Regions from separate parts of the Mus musculus genome. Here region 1 is linked to region 2. Evidence: chromatin loops called from intact Hi-C (ENCODE). Cell type or tissue: left cerebral cortex. All regions are shown on one strand. Links, peaks and the distances in the headings refer to the core of each region. The heading gives the core; the rest is flanking DNA.

Region 1 (2,922 bases), core at 112-2,611, 610 kb after region 2:
GAGATTAAGTATAGGGCACAGAAACCATTTCCTTGCCCTGCTTAAAGAAGAGCTTCAGAAATGAGTATTATGGTGTCTTTGAGTAAACTGCACCACAGAAGCAGTGTAAACATGGCTACATATGGGAATGTCAACCATACTACAGAAAAGATCTTCAGCTCTACACATTACAGGGTCACATGACACTGATCAGGAAAGGTTGAACATAGCAGAATATGTCTAATTCCTGAAATCATAGAGTGAGTACCTTTTTATATTCCATTTTAAACACTGTTAATTTCAAGCCAGATACTAGATACCCTGTACTTGTGGAAGCAAAATAAGTTTGTAACTACACTAAATGAGACAAGGGTATCAGTCTCTCTATCAGATTGAATAAGAAAAAAATGATTTTTAAGTATTGGAAGGCTCTCTTAATAGATAAGAGCTGGGTGACTCAGTCTACGTTTTCCTACTATAATAGAATCTCACAGGCTGTCTTATTTATAAAGAAAATAAACAGGTTTCTCACAGTTTTGAGAGCTAAGAAGTCCTTTGTCGAATTTTCAGGCTCCAAACCCTTTTCAGATGCTATGAGAGAGGACATCAGTAAGGATAGAATGAGATGACCTTGTTCTAGTTTCTCTTTGACTTATATAACACCACTAATCTTATCATAGAGGTTCTATACCTCATTTAACTCTAAGTACCTCCCAGAGGCCCCACCTCCAGGTGCCATCAATATGAGTTTTAGGAGTAAGTTTCTAGTTCATGACTTTGTGGGAATGTACTTGAAAGACTGTATTAGAAATCAGGAACGTATATTCTAATTCCGTTTACTCAGCAGCTCCCAGCTCCCGAACTTCCCTATTCTATAGAGTTAGTGGAAGACTCACCCAGGTAAAATTTCCATGCAGGACCACTGCAAGGATCAAATGTGGCTATGTCAACTCACTTTGCTGTTTAGCTAATGCAAGGGAAAGGATCGAAAGCTGTTCTGATAGATTGAGGCGCTCATTTCACGGTCCTCCAGAGGGAGCCATATCCAGAAGGTGATTAACAGACATCTACAATATTGGCTTGTTAATGAATTATCACTAATGAGAAGTCAGATAATTAAATGGCTTGTTAGCATCATTCTGGTGCTGACTTCAAACTGGCATCTAAAAGATATATCAAACCCCTTGAATTTCTGTAGTCTTTTATTATTTTTCTTAATCTTCCTGCACACTCCTGCAAACGTGATTCATTTCTAATTGCACAGTTACAGGCTCATAAGCCTTTGCTAAATACCCATCTGTGTGAACAAATGAAGGGACGTGTGAATGTGTGAATAAATTATTGATAAACTGTGAACTGATGAATCTGATTTGAAAGCCGTGAACAGTTCATGGCGAACTGCTCTTTCCAATAGGTTCTGTACAGAGGAGACACTGGTCCATAAAATTGGAAGAAAGAGGAGATGCAATGCCTTCTTCATCACACAGTTGGGAGGAGAATCACTGATTCTAAACGAAGCTAATCTGTGCGACATTGACCTGGCCCGGCTAAAAGGAAAGATGCTTTTTACAAAGTACTCCTCACTCCCTCTGCTGGCCAACTGGAGGATACCATACATAAATAAAGTTGCCATTCCCAATGGAGTGAAAAAAACTCATTGGGAGAGGATTGTGCCTACCCTGGCAGAGAATGATGCATCAGGGTGGGGAAACACAGGGGGGTACCCACCCCGTCAGAGGAGATGGGGATGGGGGATGTAGGGACCGGCTCTGTGAGGGGGGGACCAGGAGGGATACAGTGTTTGATGTAAGTAAATATTTAAATAAATGACATTTGAGATTCAAAATATATTTCGTTGCGAACAACTCCCTTATGATTGGAACAATTAAGCTCCAGAGATAATAATATGATAAGAACAAAAATATGCTAAGAAATATGTTCCATACAAGACTTTAACTTTTTTTTTTTTCTTTGACAAGGTTTCTCTGTATAGCTCTGGCTGTCCTGGACCTCACTTTGTAGACCAGGCTGTCCTGGAACTCAGAAATCTGCCTGCCTCTGCCTCCCGAGTGCTGGGATTAAAAGCAGGCACCACCACACCCGGCAAGACTTTAACTTTTGCATACATTTTTTTTCTGCTGAGCATTTTTTTCCTATGGCTGGCAAAGGGATCACAATGATATGGAGTTGAGTTTCCAGTCACATAACAAAAATAATTAAAATGCCTCATTAAGTGACGTTAGCCTATTGCTTAAAAAAGTTTATTTCAATTTTAATGTGAAGATTTAGTAATAAATACATCTTAGAAAATCCAGTAAGATCATATAAATTCAAAAGCCATAGTACAGAAAAATAATGGGGCTTTGCGATTAAGGCTGGCGTTTAATACAGGCAAGGTATTTTTCTTCTCTTGTTTTGTTATATAAGATAGCTTGGCCTCAAACTTGCTGTATGTCTGAAAATGACCTTTGATTTATGATCGTCCTACCTCAAATTCTCAAGTACAGGGATTGCAAACGTGTGGTTTTGTGAAGGGGGATCTTGAAGAGCAGACTTCAAATTCTAGTGTGTCTTAAAATTGCTGCTTCAATCAGAATTCCTCCAAGTCCTCAAAGCTTCTGTTGGAACAGTTCCTGGGTGGACCCCAGGGAGGAGAAACACTACTGGTTGTGTTTTGTTTTCCATCAGCTTTTTCTGTGAGCTTCAATATGCAAAGTGCTTTGGCAGGAGCTAGTAGAATCGTGGTAATATAATTTTCATTCAGAAATGTTCTATTTTATAAATATTTTGAGGGGAGAATATGCAGCTCAGGAGATGATGGAGATGATGAACAGATAATAGATCTGAGGATCAAGCAGAAGTGACTTTGAATCATCTTCAGTCCCTTGCATGTAGCGACTATATTAGTCACAGCTTCGGCAGAAGCAATGGGAAGACAGAGAG
Region 2 (2,922 bases), core at 288-2,787:
CTCCCTGAGTTCTATTTACATTCCAGTTAACTGTATGATGTCTGTCCCGTTATGAAAGAACGGTGTTGTACTTAAAACTCATGCCAAAATGGTTACTTTGGAATGAGTGACAGGTTTGTTGTTATTAGTTTGAATTTTCACACTATTAATAAGGAACAAGGCAATTCAAAACCTTGGAATTACCAAAGGACAGAACCTGGGGCATGCTAAGGGCTCCTAGGGTTGGATGAAAAGGGCTTTGCATTTGGAACTGGAGAAGGGGCTTCCACATCTGGCAGTGCCAGATGTGTGACCTTGGGCTAATTACCTCACCATCCACAATCTGCAGTGGCTTCCTCCATATAAGGAGAGGGGAAACTTACCTCTTCCAGCTTTGTCATTCACAGTGGGCAGGTGATTCCCAAAAGGGTCAATAGTTGGTTGGAAATTCGTGGAAGAAAGAAACTCAGACGAGATCCAAAATTTCCAGGCACTTGGCTTGCCTACATAATTGAAATCTCACTGGATACATGTTGTTCCTTATATTTGGTCTACAAACACTAAACCATCCTTTGCCTTTTAGCAGGGTTAGAATGGCGGTGCTAATTAGCCCAGTTTCAGAATGCATAGGAGCCTTGACTATTTTTAGCCTGCCTTTAACCTCCTAAATTAAGTACTCTGCCTCCTCTTTTCTTTACAGGCCACAAACTGTGCTGTTCTGTCTCCTTAGGGATGGTCTGTCTCTCATGTCAGTCAGGGTGAAATCAAAAAGCAGAAAATGTCTCTAGGTAATTTACACGGAAGTGATTAGTCACGGGGGATTTGTTGCTTGAGTAACAGGAGAGGAAATAAGGCAGCAAAGAGCAGACAAACCTCCAGTGGAAGCCTGCAATTTTCCAAAGCTGGAGGGACACAGGCATCACCAAAATCCTTGGGCCAGGACACCTGGATTGAAGCTGCATTCACAGCACTTAGGTTTGGCTAGAGTTTGAGCCATGGAAGAAGCAAAACTAAGGCCTCTGAGGCTGTCCAGGCAGAAGAGACTGGAAGAAATGGCTCTTTTCCTCACTCCTCTCCTTGTGGGGAGCCCTTGAGACAGCATTGATGAGACAGGGATTAGAAAAGGGGAGCATTAGAAATGAGTTTGAAAGAACAAACTAGTAAGTGGCACAACACCCCTGCTAAGCTCAGCCTACATTAAGTGGAGAAAGCTCCCCTGGCCCCAACACAGGTTAAATGTCCATGCCCTTCTCTGGCTTGTTTGTCATGCTAACATATTTAGGCTGTGGATATCATGTTTGTGTAAACAGATCCTGTTATACCTTTCTTCCCACTGTGCACATTTAAGCAAAGACCTCTATTTCAGCTTGTTCTTTACATTCCTCCAGCATCTAGCACTGGACGTTGCCATTAGGGGGCACTAGATAAATGTTTGATGAAACTCAACCCTTAATTTTTAGCTTAGCATTATCAGCAAGTCCATTTTATTTAGTACTGATCTCTGAGGTGGCTTCACGGGGCAAGGCTAACCCAGCCAGCACCTCTAATTACGTGTCCAATTGCTGTTTGTCAAGAATCAACACCTCCCTGCCCTTCTTCTGGGCTAGCTCTCAAGCTGCTGTGTTCAACGAGCTATTCTTAGACATGAATTTAAGTAAAATAATTGCTGTTTAGAAAAAAAGGAAGACAAGAAGCAAGCTAGAAAGTGGAATAAAAACCAAAGCCCTAAATTTGGTTTCTGAATTATCAGTAATTTGTTTGCTTCTTTCCTAAGGAAATAGTAGAAATGAGTGTTTGAAAAGTTCATATTTGAAACTGGCATGGCAACTTTAGAGGGTAGATGTGTGTGTTGCATAGCCTGGCCACGACCTGAGTTCAATCCACTGATCCCACAAGGTGGCAGAAGTGAACTGACTCCCACGAGTACTACTCTGAGCTCCACATGTTCACAAGTACGCATGCAATTGCATGTGTGTGCGTGCACACACCACAGTTCTTTTAAATCAATATTTAAAGGAAACTAAATGTTTGGGTGCTGTTTGCATAAGAGAATCCCAAAATAATTCCACATAAAAAAACTGCAATGGAGTGGCTGACTATTATAAATGTTGCATACCTTGCTAGGAATCTATGGGTTACAGAGTGTACATATGAATTGATCTATATGTGCAGACATGGCTATAGCCAGGGATACCACAGTTGCCAATAAGACAGATATTGTATAGCTGCCTCCATAGAGTATACACGCTAATGGGGATATTAAAGAAGTTATGTGTCATTACCACATATATTGCTATTTTACATATAAGATAGTTTCAAGACACTGAAATATAAAAATAAACCATAATGGGCATCAGAGTGACAGAGGCAGAAATAAGGGGGAGGTGAGTTTGTCTTCAGAAGCAAAAATGTCTCTAAGTCCCAGGAATGCTTCTCTTGGAGCTGAAAGGCAGAACACTAGAAGGTCTGTTGCAGTGACAAGTGCATTGCCCCAGTTTCCAAAGTTAATCTTAGGACCACCCAGAAAACCAAAACAATTCAAAATTTAAAATATAGGAACAGTCTATTGCATGGGAAAATTGACTTTGTGGGCTCAAGAGTTCCCCCAAAGAGTTCCATAGAGGAAAAAAAAACCAGTTGGTTTTATTAAGAAGCATGTGAGTTCAAAAAAAATTGGAAAATATAGCAAGAATAAACCCTAATTAACAGGTAATAACCCCAATAAACTGTAGGACAGATTATTTTTGTTTTTATTTTTTTTTACACAAAATAAATAGCACCATAGACAATACAGTTGGTAGTTTAAAAGTAATTTCATGTAGTTTTGGCACTCTACTTCTAATCCCAACCCTCTGAGGCAGGAGGATCACCTGTTGCCTTAGTTATTTAAGGAAGCAACCTCATAAGCAGAACAAAGATGAAGTATTTGAACCTAGTAGCAGA

Evidence for each region. Hi-C counts contacts between places; a loop is a spot of excess contacts. Peaks named below come from ENCODE experiments on the same cell type or tissue, not always from the same donor. Only the 100,000 strongest peaks of a DNase experiment are listed, where the experiment ranks them.
Region 1: a loop joins it to region 2, with 4 times the contacts of the local background. A loop is called at or near these places in 3 of 42 quality-filtered maps.

What each region holds. Positions count from the first base shown.
Region 1 is chr19:49,538,306-49,541,227 of GRCm38, reverse strand. No RefSeq gene overlaps it. Among named protein-coding and RNA genes, the nearest start is that of Gm26629, 1.1 Mb to the left of the region's middle. In left cerebral cortex, for the core only: CTCF peaks have their summits at 1,019 (motif pointing right) and 1,562 (motif pointing left); DNase peaks (open chromatin) are centred at 992 and 1,553; H3K4me3 peaks cover 362 bases.
Region 2 is chr19:50,144,590-50,147,511 of GRCm38, reverse strand. It overlaps a transcript of Sorcs1 not described here. Among named protein-coding and RNA genes, the nearest start is that of Gm26629, 530 kb to the left of the region's middle. In left cerebral cortex, for the core only: a CTCF peak has its summit at 1,389 (motif pointing right); a DNase peak (open chromatin) is centred at 1,401.